7 separate regions of the Homo sapiens genome follow, and regions 1, 2, 4, 5, 6 and 7 are each linked to region 3. The links are chromatin contacts, found by Hi-C or POLR2A ChIA-PET in ENCODE. All regions are on one chromosome and are shown on one strand. The core of a region is the stretch at or near the end of the contact, and the rest is flanking DNA. Distances in the headings are between cores, read along the strand shown.

What was found. Hi-C counts contacts between places; a loop is a spot of excess contacts on that map. ChIA-PET counts read pairs that join two places held with the same protein, here RNA polymerase II (POLR2A). Pooled maps may share reads with other maps.
Region 1: a map of CD8-positive, alpha-beta T cell shows a loop between it and region 3 (14-fold over the local background). The contact joins the promoter of ADD3 here to the promoter of CCDC186 in region 3. A Hi-C loop is called at or near these places in 2 of 168 maps with a recorded cell type or tissue (CD8-positive, alpha-beta T cell and naive thymus-derived CD4-positive, alpha-beta T cell) and 7 of 50 pooled maps.
Region 2: a map of CD8-positive, alpha-beta T cell shows a loop between it and region 3 (7-fold over the local background). The contact joins the promoter of PDZD8 here to the promoter of CCDC186 in region 3. A Hi-C loop is called at or near these places in 1 of 168 maps with a recorded cell type or tissue (CD8-positive, alpha-beta T cell), 1 of 37 single-sample maps with no recorded cell type and 10 of 50 pooled maps.
Region 4: a loop to region 3 is called in a map of CD8-positive, alpha-beta T cell, with 20 times the contacts of the local background. The contact joins the promoter of BBIP1 here to the promoter of CCDC186 in region 3. A Hi-C loop is called at or near these places in 1 of 168 maps with a recorded cell type or tissue (CD8-positive, alpha-beta T cell) and 9 of 50 pooled maps. POLR2A ChIA-PET finds 5 or more read pairs at or near these places in 1 of 52 experiments (activated B cell).
Region 5: a loop to region 3 is called in a map of CD8-positive, alpha-beta T cell, with 15 times the contacts of the local background. The contact joins the promoter of CACUL1 here to the promoter of CCDC186 in region 3. A Hi-C loop is called at or near these places in 2 of 168 maps with a recorded cell type or tissue (CD8-positive, alpha-beta T cell and naive thymus-derived CD4-positive, alpha-beta T cell) and 8 of 50 pooled maps.
Region 6: a loop to region 3 is called in a pooled map, with 6 times the contacts of the local background. The contact joins the enhancer-like site here to the promoter of CCDC186 in region 3. A Hi-C loop is called at or near these places in 2 of 168 maps with a recorded cell type or tissue (CD8-positive, alpha-beta T cell and naive thymus-derived CD4-positive, alpha-beta T cell) and 8 of 50 pooled maps. POLR2A ChIA-PET finds 5 or more read pairs at or near these places in 1 of 52 experiments (A549).
Region 7: a map of CD4-positive, alpha-beta T cell shows a loop between it and region 3 (11-fold over the local background). The contact joins the promoter of CASC2 here to the promoter of CCDC186 in region 3. A Hi-C loop is called at or near these places in 3 of 168 maps with a recorded cell type or tissue (CD4-positive, alpha-beta T cell, CD4-positive, alpha-beta memory T cell and CD8-positive, alpha-beta T cell) and 11 of 50 pooled maps.

The regions. Positions count from the first base shown.
Region 1 is chr10:110,006,703-110,010,954 of GRCh38, reverse strand. It overlaps ADD3 (adducin 3), which reads right to left and starts at 2,971. Exons shown (of 15, transcript NM_016824.5): 1 at 2,656-2,971. It overlaps ADD3-AS1 (ADD3 antisense RNA 1), which reads left to right and starts at 2,574. Exons shown (of 5, transcript NR_038943.1): 1 at 2,574-2,774. RefSeq lists silencers at 2,239-2,648, 2,959-3,388 and enhancers at 3,217-3,770, 3,771-4,252.
Region 2 is chr10:117,373,577-117,377,829 of GRCh38, reverse strand. It overlaps PDZD8 (PDZ domain containing 8), which reads left to right and starts at 2,390. Exons shown (of 5, transcript NM_173791.5): 1 at 2,390-3,474. The coding sequence starts at 2,603. RefSeq lists an enhancer at 1,950-2,069 and silencers at 2,300-2,619, 2,720-2,899.
Region 3 is chr10:114,172,795-114,176,957 of GRCh38, reverse strand. CCDC186 (coiled-coil domain containing 186) reads left to right here and starts at 2,755. Exons shown (of 16, transcript NM_018017.4): 1 at 2,755-2,943. MIR2110 (microRNA 2110) reads left to right here and starts at 2,779; the gene lies at 2,779-2,853. It also overlaps a transcript of TDRD1 not described here. RefSeq lists a silencer at 2,420-2,689 and enhancers at 2,750-2,949, 2,545-3,073.
Region 4 is chr10:110,917,743-110,921,984 of GRCh38, reverse strand. It overlaps BBIP1 (BBSome interacting protein 1), which reads left to right and starts at 2,805. Exons shown (of 4, transcript NM_001195305.3): 1 at 2,805-2,864; 2 at 3,772-3,864. The coding sequence starts at 3,828. SHOC2 (SHOC2 leucine rich repeat scaffold protein) reads right to left here and starts at 2,381. Exons shown (of 9, transcript NM_007373.4): 1 at 2,328-2,381. RefSeq lists silencers at 1,922-2,011, 2,022-2,461, 3,312-3,471 and enhancers at 2,682-2,731, 2,752-2,951, 2,641-3,180.
Region 5 is chr10:118,752,828-118,756,892 of GRCh38, reverse strand. CACUL1 (CDK2 associated cullin domain 1) reads left to right here and starts at 1,923. Exons shown (of 9, transcript NM_153810.5): 1 at 1,923-2,497. The coding sequence starts at 2,131. RefSeq lists enhancers at 1,562-1,856, 1,855-1,994.
Region 6 is chr10:110,212,650-110,216,421 of GRCh38, reverse strand. The region is part of intron 1 of MXI1 (MAX interactor 1, dimerization protein); the gene reads right to left. It overlaps LOC105378480 (a long non-coding RNA gene), which reads left to right. Exons shown (of 2, transcript XR_946315.4): 2 at 1-3,554. Among named protein-coding and RNA genes, the nearest start is that of MXI1, 6.9 kb to the right of the region's middle. RefSeq lists a silencer at 1,778-1,827. Within about 2 kb of position 1,986, at least 4 of the 41 ENCODE cell types and tissues checked have a DNase peak (open chromatin) inside an H3K27ac peak, as active enhancers do.
Region 7 is chr10:118,045,523-118,049,792 of GRCh38, reverse strand. It overlaps CASC2 (cancer susceptibility 2), which reads right to left and starts at 2,972. Exons shown (of 4, transcript NR_026940.1): 1 at 2,690-2,972; 2 at 176-281. RAB11FIP2 (RAB11 family interacting protein 2) reads left to right here and starts at 2,852. Exons shown (of 5, transcript NM_014904.3): 1 at 2,852-3,982. The coding sequence starts at 3,630. RefSeq lists a silencer at 2,925-3,414.

The DNA.
Region 1 (4,252 bases), core at 1,722-4,221, 4.2 Mb after region 3:
ACCACCACTCCTTAGATTTAAGCATAACTTGGTGGTATTAATACCAGAGGATGTGGTTAAACAAGACATGTGCACCTGATAGTCGTGGGAATACTATGAAGACCTCTCACTGGTTTGCAGTAATTACCATGAGCTCAATAGCAACAAGGGGCAGTGGTTACATGGGCTCACTCTTGGGCCAGACTCTGGCTTCAGAACCAACCTGTGTCACCTTGGGAAGATACTTAACCTCTCCATGCCTCTGTTTAGCCACTGGGTTGTTGGAAGGACTAAGTAAATTAAATCATATAAAACTCTTAGTGCCTGGCACAGAGGTTAGGCAAATAAATATTGGCTATTACAAATATTTGCTGAGTCTTCACATGCTGGGTAGCATGACCTAACAGCCTTCAAAAAGATATGTCACTTTACATACTGATAATGATAAACACAAAAAGCACTGAATACAAACCCCATTCTAAGCACTTTACATATAACAACTCGGTTAAGCTAAAGTTCTGATGTGACTGTTCCCCAACACGCTACACAGTTTGTTCAGAGCCAGGTTTCTATGCTTTTATGTGATTTCTTCCCTCAAACACTTCTTATACTCTGATGACATGCATACATGCCACCCAGTACTGCTAACCAACTGCTTTGAAATGGGAGAGATTAACCAGCTAACCACCTGTAGGCTTACATGTGACAAAAGCACTCAGACATGATAGGCCTACTTCAGGAAGCCTCAAAACCTCAGAAGTTGGGCACCACCCTGTATCTAGGTTTTAGGATTGTGTGTAGGAGTTGGGCTGTTGCTGATGTTATGTTCTCTTGGTCTCAAAAGACATTCTGGTTTTACAAAGGCCAGATCTACACTTTAAACATAATTAGGCAGAATTCACATTCATGCCAGCATAATATTGAAGAAAGGGGTGAGACAGCAAAGTGTGTAATTTTCTCCCTTTCAGTCAATGCTTGAAACTTACATTACGAAAATACTATCCTTCTATCATGCAAAATATTTCCCAAGTGTCATATGATCAACTATGTCAAATGTTCACCAAACATTTCCTGATATCATATATGTAAAATGTAGCAATACATTGAATGTCTCATAACCAACTATCTCAAGAACTCCTTCAAATTATGTTTAACATTCAAAATAGATACACCCGTTTCTTCTTTAAAAACTATTACCAACATGCCAGCACTTCTGGGCACCTTAAGTGTTATCACAGACTGAACTCTTCAGAAAGATGAAGAGTTAAATGTAGCTGCCTTTATTTTATCCTGGTCCTCCTTCCATAAAGTTAATCTGCTCCATTTAAGCAAAGGAAAATAAGTTATAATGCAAGTACAATATAATGGAGACTTCGATATAAAAACTTTCTACAAATGCTCCATTTATAATGTTCCAGTTATTTATAGGGTTAAGTAACTTAACCCTATAAATGGGTTGGTCCCATAACTTAATTACACAAATATTTTTAACAGTCAAGTATTTAACTTGAAAACGACAAATTGCACTGTACTCTTATTTTTTCAATCTTTAAAAACACTCTCACTAGGAGTCTTCTAAAGCCAAAATTAGGAACGTACCCTGCACTATGTAGTCAGAAGCCATTCCAAGAAAAGCAACCATTTAATACTGCTAAATCTAAAATGCTACATAATTTAACGTAAACTTGCACGCACGTGTATGTAGCTAGTCCCATACCCCAGAATCTTATCAATTCCTTCCCCAAACTTGCATATAATCCTCCCTCAAAGCCTCTTGGCTAAGTTAAATTCCTTAACACTCTACCAGGTTAATTGCAACAGCACATGTGCCAAGGAAATTAGTGGTTTTCCTTGCGCTCCCATTTTCAACCGGCACCTACTTGCAATTAAATCTCTGCAACAAAAAAGTTCACCTGAAGCCGTTCTTGCCATTTTAAAAGAGGCCCAGATTATGCTACCTGTCTGTGGTCTTGCCTAAGCTATAATAGCCTACCTCCAAAGAGGCTGGACGTGCCCCAAACACCAGCACACCAGACCTGCTGCCAACTTCGCTTGTCACCCCTAGCAGGAAGCTCAACCTAACATGTATACGTTTGTAGGGGCGGTGTGTTTGTGTGTGTCTGTGTTGGGGGGTGGGGAAGCGGATTATAGGAGAAAGGTGACTGAACACTTTCAACTTGTAACAAAAAAAATTTTTTTTAAATGAGGAGAAAAACAACTAAAACCAACATTCGCTCCCTTTCCTCCACCTTTTCTAAGCGCAGGAACCTCTCACTCCCCTGGAGCGCACCTTCAGGGCTTAAGGTCCCCGGGGTCACCTAAGCTTCAGCCAGTAACTGATTTTGGTACTCCCCGCCTTCCTAGGGAAAACCAGCAGACGCGCGAAGCGTCGGGCCCACCCGGCGGCGCCGCAGGCCGTGCACCGCCACCCCCGGACCCTCCCCCGCAGGTACGCTCCCCTCTGGCCTGGCCGTGGTCCCCACTCCCGCCCCGGAAAAGGGTTCACCTGAGGCCGCAGGGACAGCCAATGAGAAGTCCCCTTGGCCCCGCCAGCCGCCGCTCCCTACCCCCGCGCGACCCCCAGTAGCGTCCCCAGTGCTAGCCCCCGCGCGGGTGCCCGCGTCCCGGCCCGGAAGAGAGGCGGGACGACGGCGCGTCCTCTCCCCGCAAGATTACCTCGCAGCGCGTAGCCGGCTTTGTGTTTCCCCTCCCTCCTTCTCGGCAGCCGCCCGGGCTGCAGCAGCCGCCGGATCCGCCGCTGCGGCCGCCTCTTAAGCGCCGCAGAGCCCCAGAGGGTAGGGCGGGAGAAGGGGAGGGGGCTTGAGGAGGGAGGGACCTGTACGCCGAGCCCTGTGCAGCAGGAAGCGGCGACACCTGGGATGCCGACGCCTCTGGCGCTTGCTCTGTGTTTTAAAAAATCTAATTTAAACCCCTCTTCTTTCCCTCCCGCCCCTCACACTGGCGACCGTTACGGGCTGGCGGCTCGCGCTCTGGCGGGACTAGCCGAGCGCCCCTCGAGCGTCCCTTGGTCCCGCCCCCTAACGCCCCGCCCCTAGGTCCCCAAGCGCCCCCCCCGGTCACGCCCCCAAGGTCCGCCCCTCGCAGCCCCCTACGCCTCTGGCCCCGCCTCTTGGGCTCCGAAGCCTCCCGGCCCCGCCTCCTCAAGACCTCGCCTCTGGCAGCCCCGAGCTCTCTCTGGCCCCGCCCCGAGCGCCCCTCGGGAGTCCTGGTCCCGCCCCCGCAGCCCCCTCCGCGCCCTCAAGCTCTAAGTCCGTGAAGCCGCAGCGGTGGGGGCCTGCAGGCCCGGCAGCCGGGAGGGCCTGGTTCGGGGCGGCTGCCTGGCGCCTTTTCAACGTCCTCTTCTGACTGTGCAGCTCGAATCCGCGGCGTCCCCGGAGGGCCAGAGGGGGAAACGACCCCGATAGAAACCCGACCGCGAAGGGGAGGAGGGGCGCCTCGGAAATGTCTCCCGCCCTAAATGAGCGAGCCCCCTACTCCTACTCCCGAGGCTGAGCCGCCGCTTTGAGTCAGCCTCGGCCGCCCACGCTGGCTGCTGGGGCTGTAGGAGGCCACTGCAAAGGTTCAACCTCCGCACGCCCCCCGTGGGGCCTGGACTTTGCTCTCAGCACAGCTGCCTTCGCGGGCGCCTAGTCCCCACAACCCCTGCTTCACCTCCACATAGGGGGAGGACAGGGGCTCTCGCTTCTGCTTCATTTGGACCCCTCGAGAGTCTTCACTCCCGCTTTGGCTCCCGGCCTCTGAACCTTATGAGAGCTCACTTCTTTGAGGCGAAAAGTCGAGGCATCGCCAAGAACCTTCAAAATGAATGCGGGGCCGGGCAAACTTTGCAACACGCAATTGCAGGGCTGTGGATCCATCCACAGGTGACACCGGGCCTCCCACCCCCCTCGCCCAGACATGTTTCTCATCCCAACCTATTCTTGAAATAGACCTCCCAGCGGTGCACACTTTTCTCTGCCACCCACGACTTCCACGTCCCTCCTGCACCAGTACACTTGCAAGCACACCCCTCCGAGCGCCATTCTAATGATTCATGGTCCCTTGGGCCAACCCCACCCTAACACACACAACAAACTTCGTTCCCCACCCTTATCCCCCTTCGTTTCCAAGGCACTGGCGACAATCCACTTCATTTCCTTTCCTCATCTGCAGACTCGTCCCCCTCAAATACCTCACGCCATCCGCCTCATCTTCATCCCCCCCCTCCTCCCTAAAAATGTGCTAATTAAAATGTAGTTTCCTCTTCCCACAT
Region 2 (4,253 bases), core at 1,141-3,640, 3.2 Mb before region 3:
GTTCTCTGTATTATTATTATTAGTGTTTAATCAATGTTGGTCATGTTTCACACAAGGGAGAATACTTTTTTCTTCCCAAAAGGTTTGCTGAGCTCTTTCATGGATTTGAAGTGTGTCCCTAAGGGGTCAAGTTTTGCTGGGGAATGCAATGACTCTGACTCTGTAAAACAAACTGAGAAGATTTAAGATTCTCACAGGTATTCTGAGGAGCGCAGAAGTGAGAGGAGAAGAGAAAAGAAAGGAGTCTGCAAGATGAAGACTGAGGACTCATTCCCATGAAGACCACAAACTTTCATTGTTGAGGAGGGAGGTGGGTGAAGAATATTTTGCAACTCGGGATGGATCAATATACAGTTTGAGGGTTTTATATTTCAGGAATGTGAATAACTTCTTTCATGCCACCCTACTTCCAGCTTCTGTAACATTTATAATATGCAATGTGCATGAATGTTATGAATAGGTTTACGGTGGAAATCATAGAAGGGTCTACATTTCTCATTTGAGTTGAAACAGTGTAGATCCCAGAGAGCAGCCCAGAAGCAGAGGCCAGGAACCAAAGGGGACCAGAGAACAGAAGTTGCCAAGATCTCCGAAAAATCTCGGCCATGGTTTGAGCATGGTTCCTCAGCAGACACCTATCTTATGTCTTCATAGTAATGAAAGCCATTCTGGTTTCGTATCTGGGCATGATTCGGTAAGGCATGATAAGCCTGGTTCCGAAGTTCTGTACCTGTCCCAGCTGGGTCAGGTCTATTTTTGTGGTAGAATCACCTACAGTTAAGAGAATCCTTGGCTTGGAGGTTTTCTTCTTTTTTTTTTGAGACAGGGTCTTGCACTGTCGCCCAGGCTGGGGTGCAATGGCGTGATCTTGGCTCACTGCAACCCCCGCCTACCGGGTTCAAGTGATTCTCCTGCCTCAGCCTCCTGAGTAGCTGGGACTACAGGCGCGCACCACCACGACCGGTTAATTTTTGTATTTTTAGTATAGACGGGTTTCACCATGTTGGCCAGGCTGGTCTCGATCTCTTGACCTCGTGATCTGCCCGCCTCGGCCTCCCAAAGTGCTGGGATTACAGGCGTGAGCCACCACGCCCGGCCGGCTTGAAGGTTTTCAAGGGCTAGAGAGGAGCCCTGCCCTGGCTCCTTAGGTACAGCCAGAATCGGCCTTTAAGGTATGGGATATCTGACTCCTGCAGGACTGGAACTCCACGTGCTTGGAGGGATAAGCATTTATGATGTAACCACTAAGTAGTCAGAGGGCAGGAGGAGTAACGCTGTTGCTGGGCAACCTGGCTTAGCTTCGTGGCTTTGGTTAAGGTGCTACTCTATGCAAAATTCCTTGCCGTCTTCCCTAATCCGCCTCCCCAATTCTCCCTTCCTGAACATTAGGGAACCCACTGGCCTGCTTACAACTGAAGCAGTTTCTGTGTTAGGGCAGAGAGTAGTGATCAAGACATTAGGGTTTAGTGTTAGATAAACCAGGCTCCACTCTGCGGCCCCACGCAACCTCCCCACGCTCTCTGCACCAGTGTTGGCATCTGTCAAGTGGGTGGGGGCTAACAGTGAATAACTGCCTCATAGATGGACTACCGGCTTAACCAGAGACTGACAGCGGGTCGCATATTAATCTTCCAATCACTTGGCAAACTCGTTTCACTATGCATCTCTCCTCCTGGCTGTTCTTTCAACTTCCTCCTCCCTGAAATTTCGAAGATCCACCTCGGTGGGAAAGTCATTCCGCGTGGCGCGCCCTTTCCCTGCGTCCCTCCTTCCCAGGGCCCACCCTCCGCGGACGCAGAGCGTCTGCCGGGGGGACGGCAGGTCCGCGATGGCTGCCTCTGAGGCAGTCGGTCCCCTCTCGCCGTGGGCTTGGGAAGCGTCCGAAAGGCCCGCTCGGATCGTCTGCGGTGCTGCCCGCAGGGAAAGCGCCGCTGCCAGCCGGGCTGTCACGGGTGCGAGTGGAAGAAGCACACCGCAGGATGAGCGACGCCGCTGCAGAGGTAACCGCGGGGACTGCGGCCAGAGACGGGGGATGGGCGCAGCCGAGGATAACGGGATGGCCGGCATCCGGAACGCGTCAGGCCCGCTCCGCCGGACCGCCTTATCCTCCAGCCCGCGTCCCCAGCCGTCCTCCCAGATCCCGACCGCAGCTCCAGAAGTGACGGCCACGTGGGTGGCGGCGCGCGCCGCGGGGATTGGAATGTTGGCGTGGGGGGACGAGGTTGGAAGGGCCGCAGAGAAGTAAAGGAGGACCCGCGTCCGCGTGCCCGGGCGCCGACTGCTGGGCGACGCCGCCGGGAGCGAGCACGCCTCTGACGTCACGCGCTGCTCGTCCAATGAGTGGAGGCCTGAGGGAGGCGCCGGTCCCGGCCCCGCTGCCGCCGCCGCCACACCGGCCCTTCGGGAGCGTCTGAGGAGGCGCGGGCCGCTGCGGGCTCGGGCGCCGCAGCGCGCCGGCCCGAGCCCCTGGACGAGGCCCACGGAGCCGCTCGCCCCGACCCAGCCGCCCGATGTCCTCAAAATGGAGGCAGCGGGGGCGGCGGCGTGAAGAAAGCGGCGCTGTGGGCGCGGGAGTAGGGGCCCGGGCGGAGGCGGTGGCGGGATGGGGCTGCTGCTCATGATCCTGGCGTCGGCCGTGCTGGGTTCCTTCCTCACGCTCCTCGCCCAGTTCTTCCTGCTGTACCGCAGACAGCCCGAGCCGCCGGCGGACGAGGCCGCCCGCGCGGGCGAGGGCTTCCGCTACATCAAGCCAGTGCCGGGCCTGCTCCTAAGGGAGTACCTTTATGGCGGCGGCCGGGATGAGGAGCCCTCCGGAGCGGCCCCTGAGGGCGGCGCGACCCCCACCGCGGCCCCCGAGACCCCCGCCCCGCCGACGCGGGAGACTTGCTACTTCCTCAACGCCACCATCCTATTCCTGTTCCGGGAGTTGCGGGACACCGCGCTGACCCGCCGCTGGGTCACCAAGAAGATCAAGGTGGAGTTCGAGGAGCTGCTGCAGACCAAGACGGCCGGGCGCCTGCTGGAGGGGCTGAGCCTGCGGGACGTGTTCCTGGGCGAGACGGTGCCCTTCATCAAGACCATCCGGCTCGTGCGGCCAGTCGTGCCCTCGGCCACCGGGGAGCCCGATGGCCCTGAAGGGGAGGCGCTGCCCGCCGCCTGCCCCGAGGAGCTGGCCTTCGAGGCGGAGGTGGAGTACAACGGGGGCTTCCACCTGGCCATCGACGTGGACCTGGTCTTCGGCAAGTCCGCCTACTTGTTTGTCAAGCTGTCCCGCGTGGTGGGAAGGCTGCGCTTGGTCTTTACGCGCGTGCCCTTCACCCACTGGTTCTTCTCCTTCGTGGAAGACCCGCTGATCGACTTCGAGGTGCGCTCCCAGTTTGAAGGGCGGCCCATGCCCCAGCTCACCTCCATCATCGTCAACCAGCTCAAGAAGATCATCAAGCGCAAGCACACCCTACCGAATTACAAGATCAGGTGAGCTGGAGGTCGGGGAGGGGGCCTGGCTGCCGGGAACCCGGGCCTGGGCGGGACGCTGCGTGGATTGGGAAGGGCAAAGGCTCATTTCTGTCCTGGCGCCTGCTTCTGGGGCCTTCCCACCCTGGACAGGGCCCCAGATCAAGGCGAGTCGTGAACACTTGCTTTGCTTCCGAACGGCATTGATAGGAGCTAGAAACCTTTTCGCGTGTTCATGGGGACTCAGGGTGCTGTCAACGCGGGCAGAATCGTCTCCTTTTATAAGCAGCATATTGGAAATGGAAGGGAAGCCTACCCTAATCCCCAGGAGTCGCTTCTGGGACTGTTGAGAAACTCTCCCTCTATGTGGTTGCTGCATTGAGGGCAGCCGCGTCACTGGCTTTGCAGCATCCCCTTGGCCGCTTTGAGAAATTGTTCCTGGACACAGTACACGCGTGAAGAGTGTGCTTATAGCCCAGGTCTGTGCTAATTTGACATTGCAAGCCACTTTTGCTTTGATGGTTTGACACCTTTCAAGGCAGAGGTGGTAACTCTTGCAAAGGAATACTTTTGTGGGTTTTTTTTGTTTTTGTTTTTGAGACAGAGTCTTGCTGTGTCGCCCAGGCTGGAGTACAGTGGCGCGATCTCGGCTTACTGCAACCTCTGCCTCCCAGGTTCGAGCGATTCTCCTGCCTCAGCCTCCCAGGTAGCTGGGGTTACAGGCGTATGGCACCACGCCTTGCTGATTTTTTTTTTTTTTTTTTTTTTTTTTGTATTTTTTAGTAGAGACGGAGTTTCAC
Region 3 (4,163 bases), core at 1,506-4,005:
AAGCACTTTATTACTTTCTGGGATATTGTATCTTTTCATCCAAAAATATTGTAAGTAGGTGTCTTTAAGAGATTACCACTTTTTAAGTAATATCACCAAAACATATCCCAACTTTAAAAACAATAATTTCTCTTGCTTTCCTTTCTTTTCTCCTTTTTCTCCTTTCCTCTCCTTTCCTTTCTTTCTGAAAGGGTCTTGCTCTGCCGCCCAGACTAGAGTGCAGTGGCACAGTCATAGTTCACTGCAGTCCTGAACTGCTGGACTCAAGCCATCACCCTGCCTCAGTAGCTGGGATTACAAGTGTGAGCCATAGTGCCTGGCCATAATTTCTTAATATCATAAAATTAATACTAAACATTTCCAGATACCTCAAATGTTATTTTTTAATTTTCTTTTTAGAGATGGGATCCCACTGTGTTGTCCAGGCTGGTCTCAAACTCCTGAGCTCAAGCAGCCCACCTTGGCCTCCCAAAGGGCTGGGATTACAGGTGTGAGCCACCACACCCAGCCATTCAGATGTTATCTTAAATCGTTGATATGTTCAAATCAGTATCAAAACATCCTGTATTTGCACTCAGTGATATATTTTAAAAAGGGGTTTCTCTTTAAATCCTGTACTTCTCTTGCAATTTATTTATTACAGTAACTGCAGGGTTTTTTTTTTTTTCCATTCAATTTTGTTGATTGCATCCCCCGGCAGGAATACTTCACAGGTGGTGTTGTGCTTCTCTATTGTAGCATTTCAGAAAATACATAGTATGTAGTTGTTTCACTTTGGAGGATATTAAGATTGATCTAGTAGGTTCAAGTGGTGCCAGCCCCATCCATCCATTACAATACGAAGCTTCCTATCAGTTTTTCATCTAATGGTTCTAGATTCACAGATGACCATTACCTAGATCCATTATTTCATCAGGGTTTGCAAAATGGTGATCATCTATCTTTCTTTCTGCAATTATTACATGGAGTTCTACAGAGAAGAGCTTCCCCACATTGACTATTTGATTGACATTCAGTTTGCAACAGGAAAGGTAGGATGAATGCTTGATTCTTTATCAGTTCTCAGATTGTAATGACTTGTTGGCATCTTTCCAAGAGGGTCAATGACATTAAAAAAAATAAATGCACTCACTGATTTTTTTACATAGTGCGTCTCAACCAGTTGCTGTTATTATTTTTGAATGCTAAATTTGTCCTGTTTGAGAAGTTGGGGCATCTTTGAACTGCCTTCTGAGTCTTTTGGGTACAGTTCATGTTATCTTTGCTTTTCTTCCTTGCTTTCTGCTACAAGCAATATGTCCTAGGCTATCTTGCATATTTCTTGCCCCTACTGGGAATCAGCACTTAACCTCCAAGAGAAGCCAAGGTAACTTTTTTTGGGCAATGCTCTTTAGAGATCACAATCTGGGGAATAGGAGTGTGCAATGGGTTGGTCACTGTTCTAAGAGTTTTCAGTGGACACACCTTTTTTTTCACGAAAAAAATGTACCATGAGTTAATTCTGATATTTGTAAATTCAAATATAGGATTGCAGAATTTTAATATAATGTCTTTGGTTTATATTTGTATTTCTTTTCTCTTATGGTGAAAAACTTGGTTCACAAAGATATATTTATATACTTTATACTAATTATAAATTCAGAAATATTCAGAAATAGTAATACCTATGTTATTACTGACGAGTACCGAAAACAGCTTAAGGTTTCTTCAGTTTTTTCCCCTTGGATTAATGTCTCCCTAGGAAGGCTTGGTCGATTTATTGTTTTAAAGTCAAATCATTTATTTTCTATGACAAGACACTTTAACTGCAAAATGTGCTTCAGTGTAGTACCTTCATTTAAGGAGGAGTGAGGTGCCATTACACCTCCGTGTGTGTGTTTTGCCAACAGTATCGAAGACGCTTAACAGAACAGTAGTAAGTTTTGCTTTACAAATTCTTACATTGCAGAATCGTCTGCATCAGCTATTTTCATTCATGAGATATGTGTAAGACCTAAACCAAAGAACATCGTTTCCCCGGACTGAGGAGGTTTGCGAAACCTCCAGAGACTGAACTGCTGACCTTCCTTCTCTGGGCCGGGCGAGGCAACTGTACCCAATACACTTTTTGTTGCCATGCTGCGTGCCAGGTTACTCAGCCGGGAGAGGACACTTCCTACCATCAATGCGCTCAGCTTGAAGCCAGAGACGAAGGCACCGACAGTTTATTATTAAACAATGGCAGCAGCGCCACGCTGAAGACACGAACGCGCTGTTATGGAACCCCCAGAGGTCTCCCCCATCGTAGCCTGCTCCAGCCGACTCCGCCCACGTAAGGTGCAAGGTTTCCGCATGAGAGCCGGGAAGCCACAATTTCAAATTCTCTTTTATTGCTTTATGTCCCTGACTCATGCAGGCCAAAGGGTGAGGAGGAGTAATAGCCAACAAGAGCGTCCTGCAGAAAGAAACAGGCTGCGTGGGTCCGGAGGAGCTTGAAAGGAAGAACCCGACCAAAGGGCAGGAGACCCGGCTCTCCAGGTCGCGGAGGCGTGGGTGCCCAGCCAGGCGGAGTGCGGGGCGGGGCCTCTCGGGCCGCAAGGTGGGGCCTCCTGGGCCGGGAGGTGGGAGGTGAGCTCCGCCAGCCCAGCCCACTGCAGACAGGTTACCCAGGACCTCAAGGTGTGCTGCGTCACCCCGCCCGCGCTGCGCTGATTGGTTCCTCCAGGGAGCCCCCGCCCCCTCAGCTGTAACCGGGCCGGCTTCAGTGTCGCCGCCATCTTTGTTGATGTGTCAGCTCCGCAGGGGTTTGGGGAAACGGCCGCTGAGTGAGGCGTCGGCTGTGTTTCTCACCGCGGTCTTTTCCTCCCACTCTTGGCTGGTTGGACCCCGCTATGGAAAAGTTGGCCCCTGAGCCAGAGCTCCAGCAGCCTTGTTAGGGCGTGGCCTGAGGCTTGGATAAGTGGGGTAAGTGTCTGAGGGGTACTCGGGGCACACCGGTGAGTCGCGGTGGCGGTGCGGTGGGGCTGCCAGCCTTCCGCTCCTTCCTGCACGTTCCGTGGCGGGGGCGAGGGCGAGTGCGAGGTGGAGGTCGAGGTCGAGCGGGCTCCCCGCCTGGCTCCTTTGAGGGCGCGGAGGAAGGGGAGGGCTGGGGAACGGGTTTCAAGCCCTTTCCTCTCCCTGCCTTCCTCCTTCGGTTCCGGGACCTTGGAGGTGGCAAAGAGGGGTCAGCGGGGGTCGTGGGGGCTGTGCCTCGAGAGCGTCTGAATTCGAGCCCATTGCCTGGGCTGCGTGTGAACTGCAGCCAAGCCCTACCTGCTCGAGAATCTTTCCTAGACTCAATCGCCTATTTCGTTTTTCGTCTCAAGTTGACTGTATGTGGGTGTTTTATATTTACTGTTGTGAAGACTTGTTACCCTCTTCCAAACACTTCCATTACTGTGATTCTAAGTTCCTTAGAAGTGATTCTTTGGAGTGGTGGATACTGTTCTTTATGTTGTCTTTCAAGGACGTCAAGGCATTTCATAAACCTTGGTTGGTAAGGAAGGGGTTTCAGATTTATGTCTCCATCAGTAATGAAAAATGGCAAAAACAAAACAAAAACCCTTCTACGTGTCCCTAAGTAGCAATCTTGGGAAACAGTGCAGGTGTGAGTATTGCTTAGCTGTTAACAGTTTAACAACTTCACCTAATATTCCCATCTTGATTTTGTTTAGAGGAAAAAGTCCTGGATTTCGAGTCAGAACATCTGGATTAGAATCCTACTTCTTTCACTTGATAATCTTGTTACCTGTGGAAATCAGAAGAGAGAATATAGTAAAAATACGCAGTACAGTCCCAGGTACTTGGCCGTTTTCTCTGCATGTGTGTCATGTTCCTTTGATGCCCAGCTTTTTTTTCTTCCAAAACGATAGGCCGGGTGTTGTCTTCTAAGGTGTTCAGTAAATCAGGGTTTCAAGAGGTGTGCTGGTAGTCATTCAGAAGAAATTAATCTGCTATTATCTATTTAGGTATGCTAGTTGTGGGTGTGGCTTTCCCAACTATCAAGTACACCTTAATATTTACCGAGTGTTCATCTCGTGGGAAGGATTCAGGTTCAAGAGAGATTGATAGTGAAACTGAACTATCTCTGTGTGTAATGTACACTGTTCCCTGTGTAACTTCAATTCTTTATCCAACATTACACA
Region 4 (4,242 bases), core at 1,556-4,055, 3.3 Mb after region 3:
AAAACTAAAAAAAAAAGATCTAGCTGCAAACTATTAATGTATATTTTAATATCACTCTTTAATCCATAATAATTTATGAGAAAATTTTTTGAACTTAAAAATTATATTAATAATGAGCGATCAGAAAACAAATGTCAACTTTTAATGTAGCTGTTTCCTCAAAAACTGAAGGGGGAATGTGGGGATGGTTAATGGATATAAAAAAACAGAATGAATACGATCCAGTATTTCATAGCACAACAGGGTGACCATACTCAATAAATTTAATTGCACATTTTAAAATAACTAAGAGTATAATTGGATATTTGTATCACAAAGGGTAGATGCTTGAGATGATGGGATACCTCATTTACTCTAATGTGACTATTATGCATTGTATGCCTGTATCAATATCTCATATAACCCATAAAAACCTACTATGTACCCATAACAATTAAAAACTAAAAATAAAACTGAACAAGCACCTTGGGAAAATGCAGTACCCTTAAAGACATGTCCATAATTTGAAACTGGGATTTCAATATTGTTTTATATGTTGGCTTTATATTAAATTTCAGACATTTGAAAGTTACAAACCTTAGACAAAACTTTTATTCAGTTTTGTGTTTATTTTTGTCTATTTTTCAAATGTGTATTTATAATTACATAAAAAGTTTACAATATACTTTATGTCCAAATAAAGACAAAAGGCTTATCATACTCAGTCTAAGTTCCATATGTGGCGAATGGTCATTTGCATACTTTATTCCTAAAATTCTTTTCACTGTCACACAGCAAAACATCAACACTTGATAAATTCAAATTATAAATATAACCTTACTGAATGTTACAAATTGGATGCAATAGCTAAGTCTCTTCAAGTACACAGTAACAGTTCTACAGTCCACAGCATGGAGGATGAGGGTAAAGATTAGTAAGTACACTAATAAATTGAGGTCTTTAAAATTAAAACTATTTTTCAGTGGTGTTGCTGCATTTAGTTACAAAAACACTTGGTTACACAAATGTACCTTAGGATTCTGAAAACCGTAACAAAAAGCTTTTGATATAGTAGTCCCTCTTGAGTAGAAACTAGACGCACTCGGTATCTAAGAAAAGTATACGAAATGGCACAGGTGTAAGCCTAGACACTGCTGGTAGTTATCACGCTGGAGGCAAATACTATACAGTCCACATCTGCAACCTAATTTTGCTTCAGCATCCCCAGAGACTTCGAAAATATTTCTTTGGGTAGGTTGCAAAACAGTGCTTCCTCTTTTATTCTCATCACCCCCATTACGATACAAAGCAACAGACAAGAAAAATCAAACTGCCAACTGTAAGGGCTTAAACACACACACAAAGCATCTTCTTTCTAGCTCCCGAATCGGTATTTATTCCACCTGTTTGTAAATCCATAATTCCACAATAACACAAACTGCCTGCTTAAAGAAAGGAAGGAAGAAAAGAAAAAGAAAGAAAAGAAATAAAGAGAAAGGCAAGTTAATGCTTTGGAGTCATTACTCTTCCACCTAGGCATGGGGGGAGGGGGATGGTACAAAAACAATGGATATTGAGGTGCTGGGGGAAAAATCGTCTTGCCCCAAAGCCTCTTGTGTTATGAGCCTGGGGAAGTCGGGGAAGAGTGAGACTACTTTTCCTCTCTCCCTAAAAGCTGTGCTATCACGGGGAGAGGTTGCCATCGGGCATGTTCTACGAGGCGGTCTCGAAGGGCTACAACTCGCTTCGCTAGGCAACACACCCAGAGCCGATCCAGCACTCTTCACTCAAGGGTTTTTAGGGAGAGGAGAACGGGAGAGCAAGGTGGACTCCAGGGAGGGGGCGAGAAGAGACCCCACCCTGTATGACCGCCGCTGCGCCCGGGCCCTCGCCAACGATTTACACGACTCGGGGCGCCCTGCGGACTGGGCCCGGGGGCCCAGGGAGCCGAGAGGAGAGAGACTGTCCGCCGGGGGCCCCCGGCCCGCGCCCTCGCGCCGGCTCGCCGTCGCCCAGGCGCTGTCCGGGCCGCCCGCCGCCGCCGCCGCAGGCCCGGCCCCGGCCGCTGTCACACCCGACCGCCTTCCTCTCCGCGCCGGGCTGCAGGCTCCCACGCGAGCCGGCTCCAAGGGCCCCGCACTCCCGGAGACAGCAACCAGGAAAGCGGCGGCGGCGGCGCCTCCCAGGGCCCCGGCCCCTCGGGCCTCGCCCCGGCGCTGCCGGCTCGCGCCTGTCAGGGCGCACGGGGCCTCCCCCTACCGACAGCCAGCCCGACTGCCCGACGGACAGGAAGGCAGGCAGGAAGAACCGACCAACAGACACCCTCCGCCTCATCGGCCCCGAGTTACCGTCAGGAGCCCCGACTCCGCCATCCTCCTCGCTCGCCCTCCTTCCTCCTCTTCCTCCTCCTCCTAAGAAGCGACGCTGCCCAACCGCCGCCCCCCGCCCGCCCCTCCCCCACTCGCCCCGCCCCGCCCGCCCCGCCACTACTCTCGCTCCAGCCTCCCCGCCCCACCCCTCTGCCGTGGGCCCGTCACTCGCTAGGCAAGAAAAATGGGCGGAACCGGGGCAAGAGAAGCTGCCCAATCAGAGACGGGCAGTGCCGCCAGCTTCTCTCTCTCCGCCCTTGTCCTTTCCTCAGTTCCTCTACGCCGTCTCCCGCCCACTGGGCGCCTCTGGCTAGCCGGGCTACAGAGTAAGCCTCCAGCAGGGTAGAGTGACAACTCCCCGATCGGAAGTTACTGTTGAAGCTAAGGCGGCCATAACTGATAATGGCAAAAGGAGATTCCTGGCTTCCTGTTTCCAGGGTGACGTAGATTTTTTTCCTTCGCCAGTCTCACCGTTACCCGGGGCAACAGCTGAGCCGTCTGGGAAGGGATGCATCTGTAAGTAAGCCCAAAGAGGTACCGTGGGTGACCACACATCCCATGTTAGACAAGTTAATTCATACTCCGGATTACACGTCCAGTTTCCTGGCCCTTATTTTACTGAGACGTCTGGTCACTTACGGAGATGGACAACAGTTTAGGGCTCCGAAATTCCCTCTCCTGCCCGGAAGTTGCATTTGGCACTTCCGAATTGGGTCATGGCGGAAGGGTGTTAATAGCCTGGCCGCCCGTGCCCCAGGGAATGCTTATTTTTGACCTTAGTTGCAAAGTGAGGTGAGTCCGTGGACCCCAACCAGTGGGCCGGACCCGGGCCGGACGGTCCCTGTGGGACAGAGCGCTGAAATGGCGAGCGGGGCTCAGGGCCGCTTCCGTTGGAAGGCGGTTTTTTTCCGGGCTGGCCTGGCGGCGGCCCGCCCCCGTGAGGCTCCCTGTGGGGTGAGGCCGCTCTACAGGCCGCCCTAACCCAGCCAGAGGCAGCCCGGCCGGGAGGACCCCAGCGGGGAATGGGCGGGGACCTCGGGGCGGAGCTCCTAACTCCGGCAAAACGGAGCTCTTGACCACGCCTCCGCAAGTTCCTATTAAGTACTTTCACTCCTTGGCCTTTGGAGGGAGGAGAATTCGGGAACTTCAGAAAATCATTTTCCACCTTCACCTATAAAAGGAAAAGATGAGCCCCTACCACCAGGGCAGGACCTCAATCTTTTTCCCCTGCCACCTGCCTTCCCATTCTGATTTTTCCCCCCTTTCCGCGTCTCTCCTTTGAGTCTTTGTAAGCTTTGACTGCGGTTCTGGTGGTGGGATTCCTGCAGGTCTACAGTTTCTTAAACAACGTGTTGAAGATTTTTGAAAATACTGTATTGCTTTTATATGGCCCTTTACAAAGTTATCATACATTATCTTGTAGTTTCTTCTGTATGCTTGAGTCAAGAACTCTAAGTCATCTTGGTAATACCGGGTTGGATGCTTAAAGCTGCAGCAAAAAGACCAGAACTTTCAGGTAAAATTGAAAATGGTTAATATCCAGCCAGTCAACAATACAGATGCAAACCTACCTTCTCGACTTAATTTCTGCTTCCTTAGTACTTACACGCCAGCCAAAATGAACTACTCTTGTTTCTTTGCTGTTAATTACTGAAATCTGTTGTAGCAGTCACCTTTTGTGATTCTGTATCTGATTCTGTTACCCGTGGAGATGTGTTTCCAGATTCTTCCCAGCAGGAAGTAATTTCCTCTGAGTTTAGCATTTTTTGTACATCTTTTATGACAATCAGTATGTTATATATATATAATAGCGCTTATGTTTTTAGCTTCACTACCATGTCTGCACCTAAATAGAATGGTTTGTATCAGATTCGTCTTCCCGTCATTTTCACCA
Region 5 (4,065 bases), core at 674-3,173, 4.6 Mb before region 3:
GTTACATTACCTTCTCTTCTCTTCTACCTCTCTTTTATAAAGACACCTATCATTGGATTGATGGCCCACCTGGATAATCCAGGATGATCTTCTCATCTCAAGAACTTTAATTACATCTGCAAACGCCGTTTTTCCAAATAAGGTCATACTCGCAAGTTCTAGGAATTAGGATATGGACATATCTTGTGGGAGGCTGTATTCAACTCACTGCAATTAGAGAGGGAGTGAAAAATCACCTACTCTGATGGTAGATTTCTTTGTCTTCTTATACTTCTGTTCATTTTCGCTTCATATATTTTGTGGCCATATAGTCGCTATGATATAAATCCTTAGATATGTAAAGACTTGCTTTATGACACAGTATGTTAGAGACACTTTTTTGACTCTATCTTCCCTGTATATTGGACTTTTTTTTTAAATGTAAAGACCCTTCTTTATCCCATCGCACTCACCCAGCCATCTACCTAGAGTCTGTTGATGATAAACCATTAGTTGTTTGAAACAGAATTTGCCTTCCTTCTGCCTCTCTTTTTGCCACACATGTAATTCTAAGGTTTTATGTTTTCCCCTTCAGCATACCACTTAATTCTCTTTTTTTTTTTGGAGACAGTCTCACTCTGTCACCCAGGCTGGAGTGCAGTTGCGCGATCTCGGCTCACTGCAGCCTTGACCTCCAGGGCTCAAGTGATCCACCTAAGCCTCCAGAGTAGCTGGGACCACAGGCACACGCCACCATGCCAGGCTAATTTTGTTTTTAGAGGCGTGGTCTTGTTATGCTGGTCTGGCTGGTCTCGAATTCCTGGGCACAAGCGGGCCTCCCATCTCTGTCTCCTCAAGTGGTTGAATTACAGGCGTGAGCCACTGCGCCCAGCTCGCATTTTTTTTTTTTTTTTGAGATGGAGTCTCGCTCTGTTGCCCAGGCTGGAGTGCAGTGGCGCGATTTCGGCTCACTGCAACCTCTGCCTCCCGGGTTCAAGCAATTCTGCCTCAGCCTCCCGAGCAGCTAGCTGGGACAACAGGCACGTGCCACCACGCCCGGCTAACTTTTTTGTATTTTTAGTAGAAACGGGGTTTCCCGTGTTAGCCAGAATAGTGTCGATTTCCTGACCTCGTGATCCGCCCGCCTCAGCCTCCCAAAGTGCTGGGATTACAGGAGTAAGCCACCGCGCCCGGCCTGAGCCGGCATTTTTAAAAGTTGGGTTGCTGGCCTTAGTGCATACAAACGTAAAGGAATTTTAAAAACACATGAGTAACTCAAACGCATTTCTTTTTTGCGCCATCCTGCTATGTGTGATTCGGTTTTTATTCTCGATTTTGTGCGTGTGTGTCGCGACGGCTGGGGACCGACCCAAGAGCAGTCGGACCACGGGCCGCCCAGGGCGGTCTCATCCGTTTATAACCTGCGACCCCGGGGCCTCTTGTGGTCCCGTACCTCCGTCCCAAGCAAAAGCCGGGGCTCTCAGGCACTCAGAGGTGCGAAGGCCCCGTAGACTTGGAGGACGCGAGGAAAACACCTCCAATCACTCTGGCCAGTCCACAGCTACTGCCAAGACTGCTCCGCGCGCGTCCTCAGGAACCGGCGAGGGCCTCGTCGTCATGGTAACCAGATTGCGAACGCGCGTGCGCAAGACACACCTTTGTCACGTGAGGCCGGGCAGGGGGCGGGGCCGGCGAATGCCCGTCCCGACCCGTCGCGCCTCCCCTGTTAGCTCCCTGCCAGCCGAGGCGGGGCGAACCTCTGCCCTGTTGCGTGGGAGTGACTCACAGCTCCCGCCCCTTTTGGCTCCGCTTTCTCGCGGCCAGTCCCTCGCACCACGTGCCCTCCTGGCCGCGCCCCCAGCTGCCCTTTCCAACTGCCTGTTGGAAGCCGCTGTAAAACGTCGTGAGGAGCGCCGCTGCTTTACGGCTGCCTCTCCCAGACTAGAGCCCCGGAGCGCCCACCGCCGTCAGCCGCGTCTTCAAGCTAGTCGGCCCCGCGGAGAGCGAGAGACCCTGCGCACCGCAGCCCTCTCCGCTGCGCCCATTCCTGCCGCCGGCGATGTAACTCGGGGAGGCAGCGGTGCCCGCTGGCCCGGGGTTGAGACAGGCGGCAGGTGCCTGTGAGGCGGGCGGGTGCCGGGGGCCAGCAGGATGGAGGAAAGCATGGAAGAGGAGGAGGGGGGCAGCTACGAGGCGATGATGGACGACCAGAACCACAACAACTGGGAGGCTGCGGTGGACGGCTTCCGGCAGCCCCTGCCACCTCCGCCGCCCCCCTCGTCGATCCCGGCCCCTGCCCGAGAGCCTCCGGGGGGGCAGCTGCTGGCGGTGCCCGCGGTCTCCGTGGACAGGAAAGGCCCCAAGGAGGGGCTCCCGATGGGGCCGCAGCCACCGCCGGAGGCTAATGGGGTGATCATGATGTTGAAGAGCTGCGACGCGGCCGCCGCCGTGGCCAAGGCGGCCCCCGCCCCCACCGCCAGCTCCACCATCAACATCAACACCTCCACCTCCAAGTTCTGTGAGTCCAGCCTTTCCCTGCAGCCTTGGCTTTTCTCCACCTCACTCGGACGCCGAATCCACCCCCTCTTGGAGAAAGCTCCGCTTCCTTTGTTTCAGGCCTCGGTCTTTCCTCTTCTCCCCGTCCGCCTTCGCCTCCCTGCCTCCTTCCCCCTCACCGTCCCCTCCCCCTCATTTGGTGTCTGCGGCCAGCGCCTGAGCGGCCCTGGCTTCTTGTATTACCTGGCCTAGAGAGGCAGCCTGGTACACACGGAGCCCCAAGTTCGGTCAGTGCGATCCCTATCACAACTGGCAGTCTCTCAACATTGGGAAGCTCTTTTCGCACCCGTCTTCTCTTGAAGTTTCACCCTCAAAGTGAGGGGAAAATAAGGCTGCCTGAGTCTCGTTAGGGAAAGGCCTTCAGTCTTCTGCAGCCAGAGAGAGAAAAGAAATCTGGCAACTTGTGTTCTTGTGTTTTTGGCCAGGCTGTGTTAAACAAGTAAGGAATTTGAAAGTTGACCTATATCTACACCTTGTTCCTTCTCTACTGTGTTACACTTTTGCATCCTGCTAGGGAAATAATGAGTTGCTTTCCGATGCAGTGGCAGCTCCGACATCGTCTTGAAGCTAATAATGCATAAAATCACTTTTCAGAGCTTACACTCATAAGAATAAGCCTTTCAGGATGGGTTATGTCTTGTGTCCAAACCCAAGATTGGGTTGCATGTTGAACTTTATGTTAGTAGTCTGTCTTAACGCTCAATTGCACGCATTAAGATTTAAGACCAAAATCTGTTTTGTAATCCGAAACTGCCTCTGACCAGGATATATGTATGCTTCCATAGCTAGGAAAAGAATGTGCTTTTACTTTGGTTTGTGTGTATGTGTGCGTGGCGGTGGTGGTGGTGATAGGATGTTGAAAATGATTGTGACCATCACAGCCAGGTTTTTCTCTCCTATTATTAACTGCAAGTTTTGAGTGGCATCTGGTAAAGCAACTGGAGAGTTCATTTCTAGCTACTAATTTTATGAAGCTGTACTTGTCCAGTTAGCTGTGCAGAGAAAATATTTGCCTTGATGCAGATAGTCGGAATCTTACACACTGTGTGTGGGAACAGCGCGTAATTTTATTTGCCCCAAGATACTGCCTTAGTCAAAGACATTGATATGTACGTTTGGTAAGATTATATACGCTTTTTCTCCTTATTCATGATAATCATGTTTATATTGTATAGTTTGTGTGTTGAAGGCTGTGTTGTGGAACCAGACCTCCTGTAGAGTGGCAGAATGACTTCACCTGAGTCACGAAGGAAGATTGCCTTAGTAAAGTTCCTTTGAAGAGTTCAAAAAAGAGCATAAAGTTAGGAACAGAAATCAGTAAAATTGAGAACAAAAGGATTTGTCACACCAAAAGATTATTTTTGTGAAAAGATGAGTAAGCTAGGCAGACAGACCTCTGATAAAAACGACAAGAAAAAAAGATGCAAATAAATGAAAAATGGAAAATAACTACAAATATCAGATTAAAAAAAGAACGTTATGAACTTAGGCTGATGAATTTGAAAGCCTAAATGAAAAATATAGTTCTTA
Region 6 (3,772 bases), core at 737-3,236, 4.0 Mb after region 3:
CATGAGGGCAAGGACTCTACCTCCAAGACCTAGCACAGTGCCTCCCATTAAGCAAGTATGTACTCCTTATGTACTGGTTTAATTAATGAATGAATAAACACAAATTTAGGGAGAATGGCTCACAACATAATTCCACATCTTACCAAAATAGTTGCCACAAGGGCTTTTCAAGAGAGTTTCTCTAAATTTTTTTGAAAAAGGATTCTGTTTACATATATTCCCTGGAGCGTACTGCTCAAACCAAGGGTCACCTGAACTTTCAAAACATTTCATAAGCAAGGGGCCCAGCACACTTCTGCCAAGATGAGGAAGCAAAGAAGGAGCCTCCTGCTCAGCATGATGATGGCAAATGCCCATTATTTTTGACCACAAAGATCAAGTCAGCTGTTGACAGCTTTAACACCTCTAGCCAGGCCACTCGGGTACAATGACATCAGAGACAATTGCTTCCTTTAAGTTAGAAGAGCCAGAGAGCAGGTGTCTGTCCTTGGGACAGGGAATTGAAGCCTCTCCCGTTCCCTTCCATCCTCCCTCCCTCTCTTTTTTTTCTCTCTCCCCACTGTGAGCCTAGAGCTCCACCTCCAGAAGGATCCTCCAAGACTTGAATTCCTCCTCCTCAGTCAAGGCTTGGGATAGCCACCTCATCACTGCCACCACCTTCTAGCTCCTCCCTCCTCCCAGCCCCCAAATGTAAAAGATAGTATTTTTCTAAGTATGGCAAATTGAAATTAGCTTCATTTTGAAAGACTATTGAGAATGTTGCAATGACCTTTGCAATAACCGGACACACCCTGGGATCAGTAAACCAGGTTTGAAAATTGCTGACTTTATGAGCACTGGACCTGTGAAACAAATGCCCAGGTTGGGACTCTACCTGGAACCCATTCTCGTATCAGGTAGGAGGGAACACAGCCCAGAAGGACCTGGTTCTGCCTCTGCTGTGTCATCTTGGGCAAGCCAGTGTCCCTCTCTGGGTCTCAGACTCCATGACTGTACAGATGATGGATGCTCTGTGACCTCTGGGGCTCCTTCTGGCCCTGATGCTCTGTGCTAATACCTGCCTCCTTTAAAAACAAAACCTGGACCCAGTGTGGTGGCTCACGCCTGTAATCCTAGCACTTTGGGAGGTCAAGGTGGGCAGATCACAAGGTCAGGAGTTCAAGACCAGCCTAGCCAGCATGGTGAAAACCTGTCTCTACTAAAAATACAAAAATTAGCCAGGCGTGGTGGCAACCACCTGTAGTCCCAGCTACTTGGGAGGCTGAGGCAGGAGAATCACTTGAACCCAGGAGGTGGAGGTTGCAGTGAGCTGAGATTGTGCCAATGCACTCCAGCCTGGGCAACAGAGTGAGACTCCATCTCAAAAAAAAAAAAAAAACAAAAAAAAAAACTGAAGTGGAGCAGAAAGAAAAATGGGAAGGGAGAAGAATGGTTCAGGAGGCCATATTACTATAAAGCTCCCCCATTTCTGCCTGCTGAAAATTGCTTTCCTCATTCTGCAGGAAGACTCCCATTTCTTGCTGGGTTGTTACTTTTTTATTTCTTTTTCTTTCTCTCCTTTAAAAAAAAAAAAAAAAACTCAAAAGCCACAAAACCACAATTCATCTCCCCAAAACAGGACATTTGGAAGCCAGAGCTGTCGGGGGTTAGGTGTGTCAGGCCTGACATACTGGTGGTATCTAAGTGAAGACCAAGCCAGGGCAAGCATGTGCTTCTCCTCCAGAAACCCAGTTTAAATCAATATTTATCCAACTGTATTTATAGAAAGTGGTGGTGGTAGGGAGGAGGGGGTGGGGTAGGGAGGCAGGGGGATCTAAAACAGAACAAGCCACAATGACTGATGCAAATCTTTGTGGCCAATTCGCTTCTGCAGGGCTGGGTTTTTTTTTCAAAAGGCAAAAGACCCGGCTTTTGATGAACCTGCTGTTGGCCCCAGTACCATAGCAACAGCCCCAAGTCCTCTAATATGCCCAGAGGACAGACTTGGGAAAGGCAGCAGGAGGGGGGTGGTGTTTCCTAGGAGCCCTAAACTTGAGTTAAGGCCAGGAGAGTTGAACAACTCTGAAAGACAAAAAAAGAAAAAAAGCCTCTCTGGTTGGCTCTTCTGACTCCAGCCTCACTTCGAAACCTTTTCTAAGCAAGGTGTGTGCAGGAAGACCTTGGACAATAAACAAGGTGTTTCAAATACCAGCTCTGCTTCAGGTTCCTGGGTGACCTTGAGTAAGTCATTTCACTTCTCTGGACTTCATTCCTTGGCTGTGAAATGAGTACATGTGTATATGGTTAAGAGCACAGGCTCTGGAATCAGAGGCCTAAGTTCAAAACTCAGCTCCGCGACTTACTAGCTATATATCCTTTGGGCAAATTACCTGGCATCCCTGCTCCTCAGTTCCCTCCTCCGTAAAAGAGGGTAATAAAATTGCATCCATCAGAAGGTTGTTGTGAAGATCAGGGGAGATAATGAATGCATAGCCCCATACTTGGAATATAGTCAGTGTTCAATAAATTGTAGCCATTATTGATATTATGCCATACAATTAGTTGCTGCTGCTGCACGCCAGCACCCTCTTCATTTTCCTCAGTTTCACCTCTAGACTTTTGCCCAGGCATCTCCAGATGAATCCCCATTTCTGGATGTGTCAGTGGGAGACTGTTTCCATCAGAGATGAGAGATGGATGAGCAGCTACTGTTTTGCCTTGGTAGCTAATGGAGCCTCCTTTTTGCTCCCAAACCAGGAATGGCTCAATTCAACTTCTCTAACTTCCAAGGCCCTGTCCCCTTTCCCTGGATCTCCTTTCCAGGACACACAGTCCTTGGGAGCTCCGTGATTCTGAAAGCCGTAACAATATCCTCAAAAAAGCCTTCTTCTGGTATTTACCAGTCAGCAGAGATCATATTTAAAACTGGAAAAAATAAGTTGAATCTGGGGAACATAATTTGGGATGCAGAGGAAATAGGGCCTGATTTAAGAATGCTCTTCACATAACTCCACTAAAGACAAATACCCTACTCCACCCCCACCATACTTCAACCTACAGAGTTTTCAGAAAGAAGCATCTGCACATAGTAGACATTCAATGTACATTTGAAGAATGTATGAATTCATAAGATTGCTGCCATGCAAAAACGTGACCAGCTTGAACATTAGTTGCCATCAAAGCCCTCGATTTCAGCAGAAGTCACTCTAGTCTCCTTCTTTCTTATTTGTTTCTCAGGGTCACAGCTGTTCACAGGATGCAGTCTCAGCTCTTCAGGTCTGAACTATCATCTTCTTGCAGGGATTGGTCTCACCACCCAAGGGAGTTGGAGATCAGTATTTCTGACTCGTCTCCAAATCTTCGGAAAGGCTGTCACGTGTCCCCTGGCCTCCAAACCTGATCCTCGTGCCATAGCTAGCAGTAAATGACAAATCTAACCAATCAAAACATTTATATTAAGGATCTACTACTGTATGCCCAGTGGTGTGCTATATGCAATGGGTAACATGCATTGAATACTGTAAGTGATCTTTTCTCTTAAGTTACTAATAAACTCCTTGTAAAGGTAAAGCTAACACACAGGAAGCAAGTAGAGAAGTGCATGGTACTGATTATCAAAGCTCAGAGAAGTTGCTATTTATTGAGCACCTATTATATCTCAGGTACGTTAAATATTTAAGTGCAGTGCCTCATTGAGTTGTTTGACAATGATATGAGGGTCATACTATTGTTATCCCCATTTTGCAAAAAGGAAATGGAACCTCAGGCTAAGTAAGTTGTGTCCAAAGTCACA
Region 7 (4,270 bases), core at 1,723-4,222, 3.9 Mb before region 3:
TAATTTCAAGTCAATTTGCCAAATACTCTTTCACTTTTCAACCGATTACAAGGAGATTGATCTATCTATCTATCTATCTATCTATCTATCTATCTATCTATCTATCATCTATCTATGTATCTCCAATATAACTCTGGGGCTTTGTCATATGTACATATATATGAATTTTACATACCTTTCAGTTGTGTATATATTTGAGGTGTGGTGTGTGTCTGAAGTCTAAAGACTATAATGATACCTTGGGGAAGTTTCTTGTTGTCCTTATGTTTCTGAATCTCCATCTGGAAAATAATTAATATCCATTACATAATGTACATGGGAGCATTAACACGCTTGACCCAGTGGGCTATTTAAACATGAGAGCATTATAATTGTTCTGCAACAGATTTGCAAGATGTGATTTTAGAGATGCCTTTGTCCAAAGGGAAAATCTCCCCCAATGTCTGGAATAGGTCTCCTTATGGGACTTATTCTTTATGGGACTGAAAGGGGCAACATGTAGTAAATATTTTCATCTGTGAAATCCTCTACTCATGGGGAATAAATATTGACTATTTTAACTTTCTGGTCAAAGCATTCTTATTCATTGCTGTAGGCATTGTTAACAGTTTAAAATTAGAATGTTCAGCATTTTCCTTCTAAAATATATTATTTTCCCAAGACTTTGATTTTGGAATTGTACCATACATTTCCGGATGTATCATTAGTCATAGGATAATTTTTTAAAAAGTGACTCTCTTCAATTCTGGTATGTTGTCCTTACACACGCAATCCTTTCCTTTTTAAATTGTTGTCCATGTATATCTTAGAATTAGTCAAAAGAATTTTTAAAACTGTAAAACAATAAACATTTTGGGAGAAGCACTTTGATCCCAGATCTTATGTAATTGTCATTATTTTTCACTATAAGCCAACCATATCTTTGACTCCACTGTCATATTTTTATTCTCTTAATATAATCAAAAAAGGAAAACATTCTATAGGAAGTCATTTCCTTATTATAATGCAATCCCAGATTCTATTTAGCTCATTTGGTTTGTTTGTTTATTTGCTTTCCCCGGGGGCAAAAATATGTTATTTTCTTATTCTGGCTTAAAAAATTTTAAGTCATAATTTCTGATTTCACCAGTAAAACTAAACAATTTTGGCTCTAGCCAGCTGTTGGGAAAACTCAAAAGAAATTTAGGTGCTACAGAAAGAGAGGTTAGTAATTCCAATTGTTCAGCTCTTGCCTTTAGAGTATTCTCTGAGTTGTGTTGGAGTATGTTATTGAGTTGCTGTGAACTACTGCTGCCAACTTCTACCCTAGAGATGGCTATATTTCAGAGATGAGTGAAATTATATTTGTAAACAAGTTTATAATCATTAATAAAGCTTACCAATTTAAGCTCTTCAGAAATACACATCCACTATTATAATTTTCTATTGTTTAATTACAACCTTTAATAGAGACATGAAGACTTTTAAAATGTATAAGAACTCTAAACTTAATTAAATTTGATTTCATGATGTTTATTTGGTTTTTGTAAGTTTCAGGTGTCAAATTATTTCTCCTTAGAGATCCTGGTGAAATTCCACCATTGACTGTTCCAACGTACTGTTTAAAAATCCCTAAGAATATTTTTCTTTAAAGTTGACAACTGTGCACTCTGGGATCCAGATGCTATATTCGCAGTACGATGATTTTGTTCTGTTTTCCACACATGGCCTTTTCATACACTGTCTCCCAGGGATGAAAAATTCTGCCTTGAATGAGAAGTTTTAAACCTTGCTTGAAAATAATAAACACGATACTTTACATGTTTATGGCCATTTAAGTTAAAAAAACGTGCATTTACATGTATCATATTGTTTTACTCTCAAAATTAGTCTTGTAAAGGGAAAAAAGGCATTAAGTAATTCAGTAAATTGTCTGCTGCATGCTAGCCACTATGAAGGGACTGCATGATAGACAAGGCAGTCCCAAAACTTAGAATTTCCTTGGGAAGGTAAGACACGAACAGAATTAACAGCAATGGGGTGGTACATAAGCGTCTCTTCCAATTGAGAAATAGAGGGGCAAAAGGAGATTTATGTGCCGCATTGTGCTAGGAAAGGCACATGTATTATCCCCTGAAACTCGAAACCCGTGTTTGGGGCATGGTCTCCACATGATTTGCACAGTCCACCACAGTGTGAGTCCCCACGGGGGTCCTTTTGACGTCGAGCCCATAGAGTCGTGATGGAGTCTTAGACATGAGGTAGAACTGGCTTTTTTACTCGTGAAAACACTGAGGCTCATGGAGGTGAAATGACTCGGCCAAGGTCACACACACTGATAGCGGCAGAGGCGCGGCCGGAACCAGGTCTTCTGATGCCAGCCCAGTGCCTCCCTACATCTCTACTCCCTGTGGAAACTATTTGCTTCCCTATCGCCCTTCGTCTGGGTGGGGGATGTCATTTTCAGTCAATTTACGGACTTTTCAAAAAGAGAAGGGTGGATAGGAGATTGGAGAAAAGTTTCCTTTCGGTCAGTGAAGAGGCCTGATTCGTTCCAACACCATTTATGGACCTGCTCCTGCCAGGCACTGGGCATCCAGGACACAGCGAACACAGATCCCCTGCCCTCAAAGACGCCCTAGTTAGGGGCGTCTCCGGGTCTTTGATGACCTCCTCTCACGAGCGGTCCCCAGCCCTCCCCAGGGCTCACCTGCCGGCCTCTGCAGGTACCCACGTCCCTAGGACCCGCCACTGGGCCAGGCCCAAGCAGCATCAAGCCCCGGGTCCCCGCCATTGCGCCCGCGTCGCGCGCCTCCAGTCGCCACGGCAACCAGGGAGGTGCTGACCCCTGACCTCGAGGCCCCGCCCCTTCACGTTCCCGAGACCAACATGGAGAAGGCCAACCCGGAAGTGCCGCCGCAGCCGCCCGCCCGGTGTTAGGAGCCGCCGGCCGGGCCAGGCCGAACCAAGCGCCCGCAGCCCTGCAGCCCGCTGCCCGCCCCACGTCCCGCCGGCGCCGGGGCGGCCGCGTTCCCCGCCCTCCCCCACTCCACCCCTGGCTACCCGCTCCCGCCCGAGAGGAGGAGCTGAGGCGAGGGGGAGGAGGAGGAGGGAGAGGTTTGCGAGAGGGAGCGAGGCCGCGTTAGCCGCCGGCGGTTCGTATTACCGGGGTCGGGAGGAGGAGCCGGGCCGAGCCTGCGGACGAACGCCGGGCGGGCGGGAGGCGCGGAGGCAGCGGAGGCTGCTCGGCCGCAAGGAGGCAGGCGGGAGGCCAGGGGTGCAGAATTGGGGCGGGGGCTCCCTTCACCCCCGCAGCCCTCCGCCCGGGTCCGTGTGGCCAGGCCTCACGTGCCCCGCAGGCCTGGGGAAGGTGGAGACAGGGGCGGGGGTCCGCGCAGAGGCCTGCACGGCGCGGCCAGGTGATGGTGGGCCTCTGTGTTTCTCCAGACGAAAGGGGACCCCCGGAGCGGCCGTGCCCCTGGGCTGCCCCCGCGAGGCGTTTTGACATCAGCCATAGGGAAGTCGGGGAGCCCTGAGCCTGCCTGTTTCCGTTAAGTGTCCTTAGGATGCAGTGATTAAGGAATTAGGCTCTCCCTCCGGGAGGGGCACTGCCTGTGCTAGGGAACTCGGGGGCAGAGAAACAGGACAGGATGATGCTGTCCGAGCAAGCCCAAAAGTGGTTTCCAACCCACGTGCAGGTCACAGTGCTCCAAGCCAAAGATCTGAAGCCAAAAGGCAAAAGTGGTACCAATGACACATACACTATAATTCAGCTGGGCAAGGAAAAGTACTCCACCTCTGTAGCTGAGAAAACCCTTGAGCCAGTTTGGAAGGAGGAGGCCTCTTTCGAGCTACCTGGATTGCTAATTCAGGGAAGTCCAGAGAAATACATTCTTTTCCTTATAGTTATGCACAGGTCCCTGGTGGGTCTGGATAAATTTTTAGGGCAGGTGGCAATCAATCTCAATGACATCTTTGAGGACAAACAAAGAAGGAAAACAGAGTAAGTTATGTAATTTATTTTGAATTTGGGGGAGTTTATATCTTATTTATGGTTTTTCTGTTCTTGGAAATTATCCGTATACTTCGGGCGTTGGTTTTTGGATTGAAATATGATCCAGTTTTAAGCACCATATTTGCATGAATCTGAAGTAAAAGTAGCACTCGTGATGAAATATTTTTTAAATGGAATCATTAATGATCCCTTATTCTTTCTGTTAAACATCTGTCAAATAATTGAATATTTTGTGGTGGATTTTAAGTAAGTTAACATTGTTTCAGTATGAGGACT